4 separate regions of the Homo sapiens genome follow, and regions 1, 3 and 4 are each linked to region 2. A link is an interaction called in ENCODE POLR2A ChIA-PET data of the cell type or tissue named here. Cell type or tissue: GM12878. All regions are shown on one strand.

The links. ChIA-PET counts read pairs that join two places held together with the same protein. Peaks named below come from ENCODE experiments on the same cell type or tissue, not always from the same donor. Only the 100,000 strongest peaks of a DNase experiment are listed, where the experiment ranks them.
Region 1: POLR2A ChIA-PET joins it to region 2 with 6 read pairs; 8 of 35 experiments call an interaction of 5 or more read pairs at or near these places.
Region 3: POLR2A ChIA-PET joins it to region 2 with 6 read pairs; 2 of 35 experiments call an interaction of 5 or more read pairs at or near these places.
Region 4: POLR2A ChIA-PET joins it to region 2 with 7 read pairs; 2 of 35 experiments call an interaction of 5 or more read pairs at or near these places.

The regions. Positions count from the first base shown.
Region 1 is chr1:42,780,973-42,785,972 of GRCh38, forward strand. It overlaps TMEM269 (transmembrane protein 269), which reads left to right and starts at 4,019. Exons shown (of 6, transcript NM_001354602.2): 1 at 4,019-4,110. It overlaps TMEM269-DT (TMEM269 divergent transcript), which reads right to left and starts at 3,923. Exons shown (of 4, transcript NR_133055.2): 1 at 3,711-3,923; 2 at 3,030-3,150. RefSeq lists an enhancer at 4,019-4,760. In GM12878, no CTCF peak of the experiment used is centred here; no DNase peak of the experiment used is centred here.
Region 2 is chr1:42,932,835-42,937,834 of GRCh38, forward strand. The region is part of intron 2 of SLC2A1 (solute carrier family 2 member 1); the gene reads right to left. Among named protein-coding and RNA genes, the nearest start is that of SLC2A1, 24 kb to the right of the region's middle. RefSeq lists enhancers at 1,812-2,604, 3,979-4,048. In GM12878, no CTCF peak of the experiment used is centred here; a DNase peak (open chromatin) is centred at 2,618; H3K4me3 peaks cover 902 bases; H3K27ac peaks cover 4,118 bases.
Region 3 is chr1:43,096,217-43,101,216 of GRCh38, forward strand. No RefSeq gene overlaps it. Among named protein-coding and RNA genes, the nearest start is that of CFAP144, 49 kb to the right of the region's middle. In GM12878, no CTCF peak of the experiment used is centred here; no DNase peak of the experiment used is centred here.
Region 4 is chr1:43,290,296-43,295,295 of GRCh38, forward strand. No RefSeq gene overlaps it. Among named protein-coding and RNA genes, the nearest start is that of C1orf210, 7.2 kb to the left of the region's middle. In GM12878, no CTCF peak of the experiment used is centred here; no DNase peak of the experiment used is centred here.

The DNA.
Region 1 (5,000 bases), 150 kb before region 2:
CTTGAGTTCATCCCCAAAACCTGTTTCACCACCAGGCCTCTCTCTTTCCATCAGCACCTGTCTCACACTGTTGTGGCAGCCACAACAAGAATGACCTAAGTCATTCTTGATTTCTCTTGTTCTCCCCATACCAGTCAGCAAGTCCCAGCTCTGCCTTCAAAATGTATCCCAAATGTGACTGCTTCTCTTCACCTCACCCCTTTCCCCCTTAGTCCAAGCCACCAACATGTTCAGCCTGGACAATGCAGTGATCTCCTAACTTGCCTCCCTGCTTCCACAGAGGCTGTCAGCAGCATCTTTTAAAACTACAAGGCCAGGCACGGTGGCTCATGCCTGTAATCCCAGCACTTTGGGAGGGTGAAGCGGGCGGATCACGAGGTCAGGAGATCGAGACCATCCTGGCTAACACGGTGAAACCCCGTCTCTACTAAAAATACAGAAAATTAGCTGGGCGTGGTGGCGGGTGCCTGTAGTCCCAGCTACTCGGGAGGCTGAGGGAGGAGAATGGCGTGAACCCGGGAGGCGGAGCTTACAGTGAGCAGAGATCGTGCCACTGCACTCCAGCCTGGGCCACAGAGCGAGACTCCGTCTCAAAACAAACAAACAAACTACAAGCCAGATCACAACACTTCTGTTAAAAAAAAAAATCCCAGAATTTCTCATTTCTTCCCTAGATTCTATGTGATCTGCCACTCTCAGGACTCAGCATGTTCCTGCTTTGCTGACCTTGCTGTTCTTCCCACACACCAAGCTCATTGCCGCTCATTTACATTTGCTGTCTCATCTGCTTGGAGCATTGCCTCCAGGGTCTTTGCAGGTTTGTGTCTTCTCATCCTTTAGGTCCCTGCTGAAATACCACTTCCCTGATTACCCTATCAGAAATACCAACCCTTCTCACATTAAAGTGGTTCTGATTCTGCTTTGTTTTCCACAGCATTTAGCACAACCAGAAATGATTTATGTTTTGCTTCTGTTTATAAGTTCTCTGATTATAAGTTCTGTGAGGACAGAGACTGTCTTTGTCTTGTTTACTGCTGTCTCGAGCATCTAAAATAGTGCCTGGCGCATGATAAACACTCTTAATAATGAATAAGTGGGCCAGGCATGGTAGCTTATGCCTGTAATCCCAGCACTTTGGGAGGCCAAGGCAGGCAGATCACTTGAGGTCAGGAGTTCAAGACCAGCCTGGCCACCAGGGTGAAACCCCCATCTCTACTAAAAATATAAAAATCAGTTGAGTGTGGTGGCGGGCACCTGTAATCCCAGCTACTCAGGGGGCTGAGGCCTGAGAATTGCTTGAACCTGGGAGGCGGAGGTTGCAGTGAGCCGAGATTGTGCCACTGCACTGCAGCCTGGGCGACAGAGTGAGACTCCACTTCAAAAAAAAAAAAAAAAAAAAGAAAGAAAAAAAGAATAAATCAATGGATGGACATCTGCAGCTCTGCACCTATATCCTGTGAAGGATCCAAGTCAATGCAGTTAATAGAAATATAATGTGAGCCACATGTGTGATCTAAATTTTTCCAGTAGCTACATCAAAAAGTAAAAAGTGAAATTAACTTTAAGAATACATTTTATCACCAGGTGCAGTGGCTCATGCCTATAATCTCAGCACTTTGGGACTCTGAGGCAGGAGGATCGCTTGAGCCTAAGAGTTCAAGACCAACCTGGCCAACATAGGGAGATCTCATCTCTACAAAAAATACAAACATTAGCCAGGCATGGTGGCATGTGCCTGTGGTCCCAGCTACTTGGGAGGCTGAGGTAGGAGGATTGCTTGAGCCCGGGAGGTCCAGGCTGCTTTGAGCCATGATCATGTCACTGCATTCCAGCATGGGTGACAGAGTGAGACCCTGTCTCAAAAAAATAAATACATACATACATTTTATCTAACCCAACATATCCAAACTATTAGCATTTCAACAAATTACTAAAAGAAATTATTTTACATTCTTTTTTAAACTAAGCATTCAAACTTTGGTATGTACTTTATACTTACAGCACGTCTCAATTCAGACTAGCCACCTTTCAAGTGCTCAGTAGCCACATGTGGCTGCTGGCTACCATATTAGCACAAGTGTAAGTAGCCTAACTTACTGTTCCTGTTCTGTACTTCCTGTGAGATCCAGAATGAGGGAAGCTAGAAACTTCTGTTAGGGGGGTATCTTTCTCAGCTACCCTGCTTCCTTCCCCTCTCCTGAAGGAAACTTTGGGGATGTCCAGGTTAATAGATGTATGATCATATCCTTAGATTAATAATGCTAATAATTGAGCTTCTACTCTCTGTCAAGCATATAATCTCATTTAATTCTGACAACAATCCCATTTTACAGATTAGGAAACAGGTTCAGAAAAAGTAACTTGTTCATGTTTATACATCTGGTAAGTGTTAACGCTGGAATGTAAACTTGGTTTAAAGGTAAGCTGGTATAATCATTACGCTACAATTTTTAACTTGCCACTCTTTTTTTTTTTTTTTTCTGAGATGGAGTCTAGCTTTGTCACCCAGGCTGGAGTGCAGTGGTGCAATCTCGGCTCACTGCAGCCTCCGCCTCCCAGGTTCAAGCATTCTCCTGCCTCAGCCTCCCGAGTAGCTGGATCTACAGGCACGCACTGCCACACCCGGCCAATTTTTTTTTTGTATTTTTAGTAGAGACAGGGTTTCACCATGTTGGCTAGGATGGTCTTGATCTCCTGACCTCGTGATCTGCCTGCCTTGGCCTCCCAAAGTGCTGGGATTACAGGTGTGAGCTACCATGCCTGGCTAATTTGCCACTTTAATGGGCCACATGGCAGGGAGCAATGAAGAGAAACACGTGGATGGTCAAAGGAAGCTGGCCTGACTCAGGCTGGGGCGTGTAGCAAACCTTTTGTTGCCTCCGCCCGGTTTCTCACACACCCTAGGTCTGACTTTGGTATCACTGTTTTCAGGTCTCAGCTCCACTAATTATTAATGGTGTGTTCTTCAGTAGAATCAGCTGTCTGATCCCCTACTTCCTCTTCTGTAGGATGGGAATGCTAACACTAACCTCAGGTTAGCTGAGAAGTTCCAGTGACATGATGAGAATGTCTGTACAACATGTAGCCCAGTACTTGCTGTGTGGTGTTCTCAGAACATGCTTGGTCTTAAACTCCTCTTTCCCGGGCTGGCTGCAAGGAGAGGCAAAGTGTCACTTGACCTTCTAGCTCCCTTGCCCTTTTATATTCTCCTGTGGGGTCCTCACAGTGATCCCTGCTCCAGTGTCGCTTCCGGTGGACTGGTGAGGATGGGGCACTATCTGAGAACCCATGCCTGAAATCCTTACCCAATACCAAAAAGTTTCTTTCTGTAGCACTTTGTCAGCCCAGCTGCCAAAGATAGTCACCTCTGAGATGCTCTTATCCCCTCCCTCTCGCTGCTCTCACCCGTGGGAGTCCATCTCACATGGGCTCCTGAGGGGGCTCCTTCTTCCCATCCCATCTGTTGCTCACCTGCCTCCTGCCCTGCGGGATTGCAGATCCTTCCTCCACAATGCCTGCCAGGTTAGTCTTCCTGAAACAACCTGACCATGTCACCTTCCTACTGAAAAACTTTTCTTCAGGAATTGAATCCAAATTCCTTAGCTTGTCATTCATCCAAATAGTATTCCTATGTGCCTATGCCCTTCCTATAGGCACAGCGAACAGTAGCGAAGCAAACGTACAAGCAGCCCTGCCCGCGTGGAGCTTACCTCTAGGGGCCCAGGAGAGGCTGGGCCCAGCATCCCGGCACAGCCTCGCCTCCCCAGCGCATTTCCCGCCCCACTCCGGGCCCACGCGCCTGGGCCCGCCGTCTCCACCATGAAGCCTTCCCAGCCTGGCCCAGGTAGAGGAGACGTCCCCTTCCCTGGGACTCCTCCATTCCCCACCGCCCCCACTACAAGACCTGGGCTCCCCTGGAAACTGAGGCCCTTCTCCCCGACTACAGACCCGCAACCCCTCCCCTGCTCTGAGGATTGTGAGCTAAGAGCTAGGGTGGGAGTGAGAGGCGCTCCTCGCTAGGGCTGGCCCCCTCCACCGCACAGGAAACGGGGCAGGAGGGCGGACCCCCATCTCATGTAGGAATGCCGTGTCCCCAGGGTGAGCCCTCAGGTGAGCCTCCGCGGCCGCGTGGAAGGGGCGAGAAGGGCGCTGCCCGGGTGCTGTCGGCGACCAGCCCGGCTCCATCTTCCCGATGTGGTCGCGGCTGAAGCCGGGCCTGGGCATTCTCGGGACAGCCAGAGTGGGCCAGGGGACCACGTCCCATCCCCAGAGGCCGGCCCTCCGTCGGAGGGTTTCCAGCCTCCAGGAAAGGAGCGGGGGCTGGGAGGGGAGGGGGTCTGTAACTGGCATGAGCGGCGTCGTCGCCGTGCCTGTGCCACGCGTGTCGCCGGCTGGAGAGCTCCGCCTGGATGGTTTCACTCCGCGGAGGCGCCGCCCCGCCACTCAGTTAGAAACCTCAGAGCCATATTCAACTCTCGTCTCCTCTGCAGCACCACTGCCACAGCCCTGCTTTTCTCCTCACGTCCACCCTCCTCGCCCCCACCCCCGTCTCCTGGCCGGTTTCCTTTTCTGCAGTTTGCCGCCTCCAAGCCGCCCTGCGCTTCCTGCCCGTGTCTGACAAAGACTCTGCTCCCTTACTGAACACCACAGTGCCCGCCACGGGCTGCCACTCAAGGTCACATCCGCACGACCACCCCCTGCAGCCTACCTGCCAGTGTCATCTCTGGTCACCCCTCCCTCCCAGGATCCATCTCCTCATCGTGCTTCCGCACCTGCGGTTCATTCCCTGGGCCAAGAATGTCCCTCCTAATTCTTTGTTCATCCTTAGAGACCCTGATAAATGTCACCACAGGAGTGGAACCTTCCCCTGCCCCACCCCAGACTTAGTCTCTCCACAACAGCTTGCACATCCCCTTGTCCAACATTACACTTGTCCCTACACACAGCTGCCTCCTCTACCAGACTCTGAGCTGCTGGAGTGTGCGGCCTGGCTCTTGTTC
Region 2 (5,000 bases):
CTGTCACAACCTGTCCCAAGTCAGCAGGCATCTGATGGAGGCCAGGCTCCAAGGGGCGAGGACAGTTGGTAGGGCAGAGGCAAGCCCTAAGGATCTGCTTGTCCGTTCCAAGGACGCCATGCAGGGCAGTGAATAGAAACCTGAACTCTGATTCTGGACACAACTAAATTCAGGTCCTAGCTCCACCCCTTATTTCCAGTGTGACCATGAGCAAGTTATTTCATCTGTGAGTTTCCATGGCCCCATTTCTAAAGTGCAGACATTAGCAGGAGCTGCTTCACAGTGCTGCAGGGAATCAGTGAAACAGTGCTTGGTGTCATCATCCCTAAAATCACCCCACTGCACACTGGTGGCCTGAAGGCTGTGCAGACCACTAACAGAGTCTCCCCAAGCCTTCAACCCGTAACTCAAAATCGGGGCTCCTGCCAGGTATCAATCCAATCTCCCTACCTACCACACCTTTGCACTCACTACACACCATCTCCCACCCCTCTACGCCTTTGAGATGCTACTACTCCTGCCTGGAAGGTACCCCTGGCCTTATTGCTGAAACCTTTCGAGATCCAGGTTTCCCTGACTCCAGGAGTTTGTCTTCCCTGAGGAAGACAGTTGATTCACACCATGGTCTGTCCCAGAGCCAGTGCCAGGGATACCTGGTGAGGAAATGGAGGAATCGAACCAAAGGTGTTAGGCTCTCCTCTTAGAACCCCTTGATTCTGCTGGGGGCAGACAGAAGGCAGATTTTGACAAAAAACAGAGTAACAAAATGCAAAGTGTTCTTCTGTGGACGAAACTAACCCCAGAGGAGGACTGGTTGGGAACGGTAATGCCCCGTTTATCAGGCTCCACCAAGAACAGGCTGCTCTGAATGAGGGTGGATATGGGAACGGTCCAGATAAATGGCGCTTGCCCTTCTGAGGGTCCAATCTTTCCTGACCCATTATGGGGTGAAAATGTGAAGAGATTTCACTTTGCTCTCCTGAGCAACCAGACCTACAAGCAGGGCTGCAGGGCAATGGTGTCTGCCCTTGGGGCTCTCTCCAGGGGCAAGGAGAGGTGTTTGTCCCTGTGCAGACTGGCTCCTGATGGCTAAATTTCTGCATTCCATAGTTCTAAGGTATTCCCCCAACCCTCTGTGGTTCAGAGGCTTGTCTTGTACAACTCTCCACACCTCTTTTGAAATTTGCCAAGAAGTCAGCAAATGGAATTTGTTTGAATTGTATACAAAGAAAGAGTAAATAGGTGCTAAGTAAGGCTTGAAACTACCTAAATAAGCTTGAAGATCTCTTGAGATGTTGGGGCAACTGACAAGAGGGCTGTGTGTAAGTGAGGTGTGACCAGAGCTCCACCCTGAGTTACGTCTCCTGCCTGTGGTCACACAGTCAAAGGGACCCAACCTTGTCCAGGGCTGGCTCCTGGACGCTGCCTAGCTGCTCTGTTACTCAGACCACTTTATGGGGTGGAGGAAGGGTGAGCAGCCAGCTCTCTGCATGTTCACCTTGGCCTAGACCCATCCTCTCCAGCCCACAGCAGCACTTCCTGGCCAAGCTGAGGCTGGGGAGTGGGTTTCTGCCTCTTGATGCCTGAGATTTCTGGGAAGAAGCCACGCCTGGTTTTCCAATTCCTACTGCTGGTTCCGGTGCTCTGTGCCCTCTCCTCCCTGGGGATTCGTATGGGGTTCCACGCTGACTCTTGGCCCAGGAAAGGCAGGGGGATGCTGGAGAATGAGAAGAACCCTACATGGGGAAAAGCTCTGGGGTCACATCCTCCCTAGAAGTGTCTGGGTGCACCTCAGGAAAGAAGAGTCTACTTATTATGCCCTGACAGGATCCCACAGGCCCAATCCCGCCGGCTCCCAGCAGCCTCCGCAACCCTGGGTCATGTGTGAGGTGAGACCTGGCACGTGCCTGTTCTGAACGCTCCCACCTCACATGCCCGTCCCAAGCTTAGGATTTAAACACTTGATGCTGCCACCACCCCACATCCATCCATCACCAGGTCCTCTCGATTCTGCCTCCGAGTCTGTCCTACTTCTCTACCCAGGCAGCCTGCCCTGGGTCTCATCTGGATTCTGCTCCCGACTCTTCCTATCCACCAAAGTCAGACCCCATTTCCCACAGTGAACCACCCCTCAGAATGCAGTCGGAGTCCTGCACACCAAATGTGCCAGGCTCGGCCATCCACCCGCTTCTCTGCTCCCTTCCCAGCCCAGTCTCTTCACCCAGCTGTGGAGTCTGGGTGGCGGCAAGCGTGTTGAGGAGGGAGGAGCGGTTCTGGTTAGTTCCTGGGGGGACTGCCATGGTGTCGGCCAGCCTAGAGCTGAGGGGCTACTACAGATCTCTGTCCAGGTGCCTCACTGAGCCTAGAGGACACCCACCATGGAGACCACCCTGGAGAAGCAGGTTGACTCTGGGCAGCTGAGATCCTTTGAACCGGATGGCTTCTGGTACGCGAAGCTATTCCTCACCCGGTGGCTCTCCTGGGGTGAGGGGGAGGCCTGCCCAAGCCTAAGGACACCTGGGAATCCCCACACCACCTCCCGCCAGTCGAGGCAACTGTGGGTGAGACTACATGTCTGCCCATCTGCCAAGGAACTTCTCACTTCCCCTTTGTAGAGGGGCATGAGGCGGCGAACACTGCCTGGCACATGGGTAAGCTGTTACTGCTGTCACTGTTGCTCTCTCAAGAAAAGAAGTCACCACTTTCGGAGGAGCCTTAGGGACAAGGTTTTCCATTTTGAAATTGCCAGAAATCATTACCCTAAGAATGTAAGAGTAAGGAGGAACCTGAAGGAACTACGGGCCTGCCTCAGGGAATAAAGCTAGTCTCCAGACCCTGCTCGGCTGCTCCTGGCAGAGGAACCCAGCACTCTGTAGCCCCAGAGGGCAGAGGTGCCAGGGCCAGACTCCAGCTCAGGGGAAGGAAGAGCTTTATAGACTTCAGGGTATGAGGCTGCCCACCTTACAGGTGGTGAGTTCCCTGTAAGTAGGGAGCATGCAAGTCAAAGTGCTCCAGAGCCGGACTGGGGTAAACATTTTATGTAAAAGGCTAGCTAGAATCCATTAGGTAGGGTCTGTGAGCCACATATGGCCTCTGTCACTCATTGTTCTTTTTTTCTCAACCTTGTAAAAATGTAAAAACCATTGTTAGCTCATGGGTTGCACAAAAACAGGCTGCTGGCTGGATGTGGCCCTCCTGCCAACCCTTGATCTAGGATTCTAGACCACTGCCAGGAGGGGTATGCGTTTTGGAACCTCTGGCTGGTCTCACCATCCTTCCCTCTAGACATTCCTTTACCCCAGGAGGACTAGGTCAGTTAGGTCATCCCCAGCAGGGATCCCTGGGCCAGGTTTAGGCTCGGTCTCAACTCTCCCTGTGCTCTACGGGATGCTATTGTGGGGAAGAAGGGGCTAAACTGCCAGCCAAGCTTTCAGCGCCAGTTACAAGGAGGAAAGGGCCAGCTTCTCCGGCTTAGCCTCTCAGCCTGGCCTTCACCCCTGTTCCTTGCCTGCCCCTGTCTTCCAGTTGGGGCTGGCCCCACACTGCCCTTCCCACAAGCTCTCAGCCCAGGGCCTTCATCTCCACAGCAACTCTCAGCCACACCCCAGGGTGAGCTGGGAGATTGGAGCCAGATGTTCCAGGTGGGGCTGGACAGATAACCCTGCCCACTGGGTCCCCTGGGGCCTCACTTTGGGGCCTGGGGGAAGAGGCCCAGGTTGGGGCTAGAGCTGGGCCCCAACCCCCCTGCAGAGGGCTGGACCACCCAGGCTGCTTCCCTGGAACAGCCCTGACATGGCTAGCCTCCAAACCAAGGCCAGGCCAGGCCAGGCCTCCCGGTAGACAGAGGAATCATCCCACTGCCGTGGCCACACCCGAAGCCCTTCTCAGCTCTTGCAATAAAGTGTCTCCTCTACCCCAACTATGACTCACAAGGCACACGCAGTGACTCCCTCATACGACCTAGACACCTCACACCTTTGCTTGGGCCTAATCACCTTTCAGAACATGCACAGATACTCCTCTGGAAAGCCTTCCTCCCGAGAACCACCCCTCCCACTCCACTGCAACTGGTTCTCAAACAGAGACGGCTTTGGTACCCCATAGGACATCTGCCAATGCCCAGAGACATTTTTGGTTGCCACACTGGCTACTGGTATCTAGAGGGCAGAAGCCAAGGATGCTGATAAACATCCTCCAATGCATGGGACAGGCCTCTACAACACCAGCAGAAACATCACAGTGCCAAGCTGAGAAACCCTGCTCTAAGGGCGAAGCACCCTCTCCCTCTTCCTTCCCTGCTCCCACTGTGCTTGCTCGCATTTCCATCATCGCCTTTAGAAGACTAACTGTAAGGTACCGTGTGCTCCCTGTACAGTAAACCTCAGCACGGAGATGGTCTGTCTGATGCATCCATGTTGCTGGTGCCCAGCACGGTGGTGGAGGTGCAGAGTTGACACTAAATGACCAACAAGCCATGAATCTAACTGAAGGGCTTGAGGGGTGATGTGATATGACAGGGTGTGATGGTGTAAGAGATTGTGCAACTGTGTGTGGGAAACCTGAGATGTTGGTACATGACTGAGCTTGACTCAGCTCCAAAGTGAGACCACACACTGCCAGCTAGGTGGCAGTTGTAGGTGAGTGAAAGGGTGTTTAGGTGCCCATCTGGGACTGTGTCCATCTTCCACAATGGTCAAGGGCACAGACTAGGGCCAGACTCCCCGGAGTTACATTGCAGCCTTGCCACTTACTAGCTGTGTGTCCTTGCTTTAATTGCTTAACATTCCTGTGCCCCAGTTTCTTATAGAGCAGGGAAAATTATGGTGTCTGCCTAATGGGGTTATTTTGAAGAACAACTGAATTACTATTTCTAGAGTATGTATAACAATGCCTGGGCAAGCTATAAGTAAGCAGTAAGGGTTTATGGTAGTGGTGACGGGTGAAGGGGAGAGAGGACTAGAACTCTTTGGATATAGGAGAGAGAAGGAGAGGCTGCCTAG
Region 3 (5,000 bases), 160 kb after region 2:
TTACAAGAAAAAACAAACAACCCCATCAAAAAGTGACAAAGGATACGAAGAGACACTTCTCAAAAGAAGACATTTATGTGGCCAGCAAACATACGAAAAAAAGCTCATCACCACTGGACATTAGAGAAATGCAAATCAAAACCACAATGAGATACCATCTCATGCCAGTTAGAATGGTGATCGCTAAAAAGTCAGGAAACAACAGATGCTGGAGAGGATGTGGAGAAATAGGAATGCTTTTGGACTGTTGGTGGGAGTGTAAATTAGTTCAACCATTGTGGAAGACAGTATGGCAATTCCTCAAGGATCTGGAACTAGAAATGTCATTTGACCCAGCAATCCCATTACTGGGTATATACCCAAAGGATTATAAATCATTCTACTATAAAGACACATGCACACGTACATTTATTGCAGCACCATTCACAATAGCAGATGTGAAACCAACCCAAATGCCCATCAATGATAGACTGGATAAAGAAAATATGGCACATATACACCATGGAATACTATGCAGCCATTAAAAAGGATAAGTTCATGTCCTTTCCAGGGATATGGATGAAGCTGAAAACCATCATTCTCAGCAAACTAACACAGAAAAAGAAAACCAAACACCGCATGTTCTCACTCATAAGCAGGAGTTGAACAGTGAGAACATATGGGCACAGGGAGGGGAATATCACACACCGGGACCTGTTGAGGGGTTGGGGGTGATGGGAGGGATAGCATTAAGAGAAATACCTAATGTAGATGACGGGTTGATGTGTGCAGCAAAACACCATGGCACATGTATACCTATGTAACAAACCTGCAGGTTCTGCACATGTATCCCAGAACTTAAAGTATATATATATATATATATATATATATATATGTATATATATATATATATATATGTGTGTGTGTGTGTGTGTGTGTGTGTGTGTGTTTGTGTGTGTGTGTGTATAACCCTCCAAAAGACTCCTAGATTTGATAAATGACTTCAGTAAGGTTTTAGGATACAAAATCAATGTACAAAAATCACCAGCATTTCTATACATCAATAACAATCAAGCTGAGAAGCAAATCAAGAACTCAATCCATTTACAATGGCTACAAAAATACCTAGGAATACATTTAACCAAGGTGAAAGATCTCTATAATGAAAACTATAAAACAATGATGAAAGAAATTGTAGATGACAGAAAGAAATTCAAAAGTATCCCAGGCTCATGGACTGGAAGAATCAATATAATTAAAATGACCGTACTGCCCAAAGCAATCTGTAATGCAATTCCTATAAATTACCGATATCATTTTTCACAGAATTAGAAAAGAAATCCTAAAACTCATATGGCACCCCATAAAAGCCTGAATAGCTAAAGCAATTCTAAGCAAAAGGCAAAAAGCTGGAGGCATCATATTACCTGACTTCAAGGATATAGTAACTGAAACAGCACGGTACTGATATAAAAATAGACACACAGATCAATGGAACAGAACAGAGAACTCAGAAATAAAGCCACATACCTAGAAGCAACTGATTTTTTACAAAGTCAACAAAAATATACACTGGGGAAATGGCATCCTATTCAATAAACGGTGCTGGGAAAATTAGATAGCCACATGCAGAAGAATGGAGGAAGGCCCATATCTCTCACCACATACAAAAGTTAACTCAAGATGTGTTAAAGACTTAAAAGTAAGACCTGAAACTGCAAAAATCCTAGAAGAAAACCCACAAAAAACTCTTCTGGATATTGGCCTAGGCAAACCACTTATGACTAAGACCTCAAAAGCAAATGCAACAAAACAAAAAATAGACAAATGAGACTTAATTAAACTGAAAAGATTCTGCACAGCAAAAGAAAAAATTGACGGAGTAAACAGACAACCTACAGAATGGGAGAAAATATTTTCAAACAATGCATCCAACAAAGGACTAATTTTCAGAATCTACAAGGAACTCAAACAGTTCAACAAGAAAAAAACAACCCCATCAAAAGTGGGCAAAGACATGAACAGACATTTTTAAAAAGAAGATATACAAGTGGCTAAAAAACATACAGAAAATGCTCAACATCACTAGTAAGATGAGAAATGCAAATTAAAACCACTATGAGATACCATCTTACACCAGTCAGAATGGTTATTATTAAAAAGACAAAAAAGAACAGATGTTGACGTGGGTGTGGAGAAAAGGGAATGCTTATACACTGTTGGTGGGAATGTAAATTAGTACAACCTTTGTGGAAAACAGTATGAAGATTCCTCAAGGAGCTAAAAATAGAACTACCATTCTATCCAGCAGTCTCACTACTGGGTATCTACCCAAGGAAAATAAATAATTTTATAAAAAAGACAACTGCACTTGTACGTTTATCACTACACTATTCAGAATAACAAAGTCTTGGAATCAACCTAAGTGTCCGTCAGTAATGACTGGATATATACCATGAAATACTGTGTAGCTGTAAAATGAATGAAATGGTGTCTTTTGCAGCAACATGGATGAAACTGGAGGTCACTGTCCTAAACGAAATAACTCAGAAACAGAAAGTCAAATACCTCACGTTCTCACTTATAAATGGGAGCTAAACAATGCGTTCACATGGACATACAGAGTGGAATAATAGACATTGGTCCCTCCAAAATGTGGGAGGGTGGGAGGAAGGTGAGGGGTGAAAATTTATCTACTGGGCACAATGTGCACTATTTGGGTTATGGGTATGCTAAAAGCCTAGACTTTACCACTACACAGTATATTCATGTAACAAAAGTGCACTTCTACCCTCTAAATCTATAAAATAAAAATTAAAATGAAAGAAATGAATTAAGGATCAGAAACTTGCTTTGCATCGCATGGTTGGTGAGTGATGATGACACCAGGAATCAGATCCAGGACTTCCCAGCTCCATAGCCCATGCTTTTTACACTTACATTGCAAAGCCCACTTCAACCAAATTTCTCTGATTCCTCACATCCTCTTCTCGCACAATTTATACCCCAAAATAAGCCAACCTTTCCTGGATGAACTCTTAGCCATGGCTTCCTCAGGCTAAAGTTTTGAAGCATGGCAGGTTAGCAGAGCCAAAAGATAGTTGGGTTTTGCTTTAAGTGTTTTCTCAAGTTGTTAAAACTGGCTCTCAAATTGGTATCTTTAATTAGTAACTGAATTTACTAATATTGTATAAGGTTTGTGAATTCAGAGTGAGTAGAACATTGCCTTTTCTTTGCTTATTTGCCTTATTATAGAATTTCCAAAGTTTATCTTGGTCATAACTCCTGACTTGGGGCCTTCAAGTGATATTAGGCCCCTGAGAGTAATTCTCCTTTGAATCCAGAGCCTTCTGATCTTATGAAAAAGGAGATGTTTGTCTTTCCCTAGACTTTTTTTTTTTTTTTTTTTTTGAGATGGAGTCTCACTCTGTCGCCCAGGTTGGAGAGCAGTGGCTCCAGCTTGGCTCACTGCAGCCTCTGCCTCTTGGGTTCAAGTGATTCTTGTGCCTCAGCCTCCCGAGTAGCTGAGATTTCTCTAGACTTCTTGTGTCTTTCTTGTGGTAGAAGCAGGAAAAAAAAAAGAATTAAAATTGTTACAGCATATGAAAAAAAATCTCAGGACTAGGTTCCCTAGAATTTGGAAACTTTTGTTTATGATTTTTTTCTTCTTTTTTTGGGAAACATTTCTGGTTTCTCTCATCAGGAAGTTTGTTTATATATACAATAGTTAGTTGCATGGGTAGTAGGTTGTGTTTAGCAATGTCCCTGAGTGTGGCTCACCAAGGGGTTGGCATTTGGTTTAGCTTTTGCAGGTGAGGTGTTCTTAGGAACTTTGATATTGATTGAAGATTTGGAGGTGATCAGAGGTGAGTTCATTGCAGCAAAGAATATTGTCGCATAGGTTAGTTTACTCTCTTTTTTCTTCTTATATGTGTGTGTTTCTTTATTTTTAGCCTGTTCTTGCTATGTGATTATTTATTATGATTCCTGCTGCCTAGCATCAATTCTTCTCTATTTTCCAATCCTCATTCTCCAGCCTTTTATTATTTCTGTTAACCCCAATAACTTCCCTTATTGCTTAAAAAAAGCTCTTTCATATCAACAGCCCTGATACAATTATTGCTGGTATATATAGCAAAACTATTGACTTCAATACTTTATTTTATTTTATTTTATTTTTTTGAGACAGGGTCTCACTCTGTCACCCAGACTGGAGTGCAGTGGTGCAACCATGGCTCACTGCAGCCTAGACCTCCTGGACTCAAGCAATCTTCCTGCCTTGGCCTCCCAAAGTGCCAGGATTACAGCTGTGAGCTACCATGACAGGCTTTATATGTTATTTTTATATCAGGCCATCTCACTAAACACTCCGTTTCAATGCTTGTCCTGAATTTTGAATGTTAATTCTAATAGTTTTCTCCATTGATTACCCTGCCTCAGAATTTCTGGCTATTCAGATTATCTGCAAACAATCTATAAGTAAGAGAAAATTTTTGTCTCTTATTTTCTTAAATTTGTGCCTCTTGCTTCTTGCTCTTGTATTGAGTAAGACATCCAGAAAAATACTGAATAGAGGAGTGACAGAATGAGATTTGCTGTAGTTTTTAGTTTTGGATACATATAAGGCTTACTTATATTTCTAGATTACTAAGCATTTTTAAAAGAAGTCAGTGTTGAATTTTATGGAATGTCTTTTCAGCAACAATTAAGTTGATCATGGTTTTTCTCTTTTCCTAGGTTAAACCATCCTAACATTTCAGTGTTGATAGTAGTGGTAATCATAGCATTGATACTTGACGTTTATCAAGTGTTATTATGCCATTCAGTATTCTTAGTTCTTTATGCTCAACTTAGCATCATAACTCTTTTACAACATGTTTGGATGTCGCTCTTCTGGCCAGAAGCCTCTGTGGCCCATGGCACCTTTGCCCAATTTTTGCTTGGGCCGCTGGGCTCATTCTGCCCACTTGATCTGGCAGGCTGCACTTGGCTCATGTTACCCAGCTGGATCCTATGCCTGC
Region 4 (5,000 bases), 360 kb after region 2:
ACTGCCTGATTGGAGTGAAGCATAAGTATGGGACCAGAGGAAGTGGAGACCACACCTCCAAGGAGTTTTGCTATAAAAGGAGCAGAGACATGGGACTGACACTGGAGAGGGGTGTGGGACTAAGGGAGGATTTTGCTTTAAGGGGAGGAGCTGTTAGACCATGTGTGTAATGCTGGCCAGAATAAGCCAAGAGAGACTGGAAATTGATGATGCAGAAGGAAGAGAAGGGACAAGGCAAGTGTGGAGTCCCTGAGGAATCGAGAGGGTGGGGTCAAGTGCACGGGGAGGGTTGGCCTTGGACAGGAGCAGCAGAGTCCCTCTGAGTCAAAGGAGGAAGGTGGCTTAGACAGGTAAAATGCACTAGGTCTGTGATGGGAGCCTTAGGAAGCTTTCCCCTGATGGCTTCTGTTTTTCCCGAGAAATAAGAAGCAGTGTCCTTAGCTGAGTGAACAGCAGGAAGGGGGTGCTGAGGCTGAAGAAGAGAAGAGAAAAGAAGGTGTGAATTCATCACCCCAGAGCGTGGCAGAGAGAATGGGCCCAGGCGTATAATGGGCTTGCCAGACAGCCTCAGGCCTCCTTTAAGGTAGATGGGCATGGTCAGTTAGGGTGTCTGAGTTTTTTCCTCTTCTAGTCCCTCCAAGTGCAGGTGGGGAGAAGATGGAAAGACGGGTTTCACCAAGATTAGGGATTTGCTGGGCAAATATGATAAAGCAAGAAGGGAGTGGGCAAGGGAGCTGAGCTGTAGGCAAGGGAGTGGTTGTAATGATGGCCCACAGTATCTGGTCAGGTTAAAGGGGGAAGTGGGTACAGAGGGGTGCAGAGAACCCAAAAAGGTGGTAGGATCGATGGATTTTAGGATGGGTTGCTGGTGTACTAGAGAGAGTGAGTAGAAAAAATAGAGAAACAGGAGGTGGTGGGCAGATGGTGGCAGAAGGAAATTGAAGTTACACGAGGGATGCAGTTTTGTTTTGTTTTTGGGTTTTTTTTTTTTTTTTTTGAAACAGAGTCTCACTCTGTCACCAGGCTGGAGTGCAATGGCGTGACCTCGGCTCACTGCAACCTCCGACTCCCTGGTTCAAGCGATTCTCCTGCCTCAGCTTCCCGAGTAGCTGGGATTACAGGCACGCGCCACCATGCCCAGCTAATTTTTGTATTTTTAATAGAGACCGTGTTTCACCATGTTGGCCAGGATGGTCTCTATCTCCTGACCTCGTGGTCCACCCACCTCGGCCTCCAAAGTGCTGAGATTACAGGCATGAGCCACTGTGCCTGGCCTGCAGGTTTTGTTTGTTTGTTTGTTTGATTGATTTAAGAGACGGAGTCTCACCTTATCCCAGGCTAGAGTGCAGTGGCACGATCATAGCTTACTGCAGCCTCTGTCTCCTGGGCCCAAGCGATCCTTCCGGGTAGCTGGGACTACAGGCTTGTGCCACCACGCCCAGCTAATTATTTTATTTTTTGGAGACAGGGTCTTGCTTTATTGCCCAGGATGATCTCAAACTCCTGGCCTCAAGCTATCCTCTCACCTCAGCCTCCCAAAGTGCTGGGATTACAGGCCTGAGTCACTGCGCCTGGCTGCATGCAGTTGTTGACAAAGACAAGTCCTAGGATATGAACGATGGAGTGGTCCCAAGGTGCAGTCTACAGACCAGTGATGGTTTTGCTCTTATCCAAAGCACACGATTAACTCAACCTTCAAAATCAGAGGTCTGTAGATAACGTCTGAAAAACTCTGTTAATCAGTGGCAGAGCCAGAATCCAAACTCGGGCTTCTGACTCTCAGTCCAGCACCTTTTCAGTGGCGCAGCAGCTAAGTTCCTCTGCTCCTATGAGTGAAACTGATCATCCAGGTGTTGGACTCCTCAAAATCTTTGGAGTGACACATCGCAATCACTTCCTTTAAAAAAAAATGTGATTATATTTCCTAAGAAAACTCAGGATGCTGCCACCAGAAGATCAGGGAATGGGTGCTGAGCAGGCAAAAAACCGAGGCGCCCTAGCCCCTCCCCACACCTGCTCCCTTCTGCATCAGACACAAGCCCTCCCTGCAGCAGATGGGACTTCTAGCCTGAGGGCCTTCGCCTTAGGGTAGCTGCAGAGCCCTTCTGAGAAGCTGATGAATGCAGGAAAATGCATGTGTGCACCCAATCACAGATATGCTCACAGGCCGGATGCTAATAAGATGCTCCACAAACACTTATTGGATGAATGAATGGTTAGAATTCCAGGCAACTCACTTGCTCGCTCCAGATTAAGAACTGGTGTTATGGGCTGGGCGTGGTGACACACGCCTGTAATCCTAGCACTTTGAGAGGTTGAGGCAGGCCAATCACTTGAGCTCAGGAGCTGGAGATCAGCCTGGATAACATGGCAAAACCCCGTATCTACAAAAATAAAAAATTTTTAAAAAAATTAGCCAGGCATGGTGATGTGTGCCTGTAGTCCCAGCTATCAAGGGGGCTGAGATAGGAGGATCGCTTGAGCCTTGGAGGTCGAGGCTGCAGTGAGCTGTGATCGCACCACTGCACTCCAGCCTGGAAATGAGACTCTGTCTCAAAAAAAAAAAAAAAAAAGGAACTGGTGTTAACACTTTCCACTCTGTGTACAGGGACCTCTGTTCTGTTGTAAGCAGATGCCCCTTTTGAATCGGTAGAGGACACCTTCCTTCTCTTTGTAAGCCTCTGGAGGAAGGCTGCCCATTTCCCAGGCTTCCGGCCTCTTCCAGCCCCAGCCTCCCAGAGAGGAATTAGCCCCTTCTTGGGACTTAGGACTGTCCTTAGGGACACCACACTCTTCCTCCTTCATTCAAACTCCACCTTCCCAGAAGGCTGCCTTTCCCTATTCCTAGTCTGCCCTCCCTGACCTCCTAGACATGCCCTGGCATTGGAAGTCCCACTGAGGGCTGTGCTTGAAGCTTGGTGAAAACGAGCCCTCTGAGCCAGTTATCCCTAAGAAGTCACAGTTCCCTGAGTCAGCTCAAAGGATCTATCCTCAGTGGAGCTTCCCAGGAGACTGAGACTAAGGAATGTTTTGAGACACATCTTCTAAGGTTTCCTCACTTCTTCAGGAGGAGACCAGCCTATCCAGGGCCATGTATGCCATGAAACCCTGAGGGCGAGAGCTCACCAATCCTCATGGGTCACCAACCACACCACCCTGAAACTCCAGTGTGATTATGTCATGGAGCTGCCACATGGGATCTAACCTCAGGTTCATGGGACAATTTCTTCCCAAGCCACCAGCTCCACCTCACTACATCTGACCTAGGAAGATAATTAGATATCACACATGCATGGTGTAACGATGGCAGTCTATGAATCCCCTTGGTTATTATCTCTGGGGTAGCCAGGTCTCGCAAGAACAGAGCTCAGCAGGCCTGCCAGGGACTACCACACCCTCTCCTGAGGATGTCGTGTCCATGCAGCTGGCCAGAGGCCGTAGACCCACTGGACAGAGCTGCCCCACCACGCTGCCCCTCCCAGCCCTGCCTGCCTGGGCCCCAGCAATACCAACGGTCATCTCTGCCACATTCTTGCTTTCTCATGGGGGCCCTGTTAGAAACGGGAAGGGAGGAAAGCTGGTGCCCACCTGAGACCCCCAGCTCTGAGACTCCAGGGGTGTTGGAGCAGTTCCCATAGAGAAATCCTCTGGGGGCAGGCACCACTTAAGTCTGTAGGAGAGGTCTCTCCCCAGGGGAGCAGGAAGCCCACACCTGTGTGCTGGTGCCATAGTTCACTCCAACTCCCCAGTGGGAGCCAGTGTCCCTTCCTTAGGGTGCGGGCAAGGGTGGAGCTGGCAAAGCACCAATATGCCTTCAGGGAGAAAGGGCTAGGGAAAGAGGAGTTGAGACACTGCCTTCAAGCCTTTCCTCATCATCCCTGTGTCACCACGAAATAAATCATGCATCATGAGCACTAATGGACTTGTGTTGTCACTACCTCTTATCCTCAAAGTAAGATTGAAGCCAGGGGTGGTAGCACACACCTATAGTCCCAGCTACTCAGGAAGCTGAGGTGGGAGCATTGCTTGAGCCCAGGAGTTCGAGGCTGCAGTGAGCTATGATTGCGCCACTGCACTCCAGCCTGGGTAATAGAGCGAGACTCTGTCTCTAAAGTAATAGTAATAATAATAATAATAATAAATAAACAAAGTAAGATTGAACAACCAGAAAGCAGCCCCCATGTGTGGCTCCTGCAAAGAATGCGTGGCTGTGGCCCGAGCCAGCTTTGTCTCATAAAATGTGTTTTGTATGCTAAGTAGGCTGCTGTTGTTTGAGGCAGAAGAACAATGAGTCACTTGTGTCATGTGCTATTGGGTGTGCTATTCTTCTAGGATTTCAGAGTGACCTGAGCTAAAGCAAGGACCTGATGGAACTTAAAGGCAAGACATCCTTAAAATTCATGCCTGCCCATCTCTCCTGGTCAGCCCTTGCCTTTTAAAGGGCACCACTCCATCATCACACAGCACAGAGTTGAGCTCATTGTTTTCCAGAATAAAATTTCAGATGCATGCTGGATACAAAAGGATTGTTTTTCTTCAATCATTTTTAAGAGTTTGAAGGATGACATGCAGATGAAAGCAGCCTCCCTGGGTGTGCTGGCCTTCTTCCTGTCTAGGTAGTATAGTCTAACAGGCCTTGGGCATAGTTAAGCTCTCTGGCTGTGGATCAAACTGTCTGGGGTCAAAGCTGAACACCATCACTTAACTAACCTGAGGATGCATCTGTTTCCTCATCTGCAAAATGGGGATCATAATAATGACACCCGGCTGGGTGCGGTGGCTCACGCCTGTCATCCCAGCACTTTGGGAGGCCAAGGAGGGCGGATCACCTGAAGTCGGGAGTTCGAGACGAGCCTGAGCCCGACCAACATGGAGAAACCCCATATCTACTAAAAAAAAATACAAAATTAGCCTGTAATCCCAGCTACTCAGGAGGCTGACGCAGGAGAATGGCTTGGACCCAGGAGGTGGTGGTTGCAGTGAGCCGAGATTGTGCCATT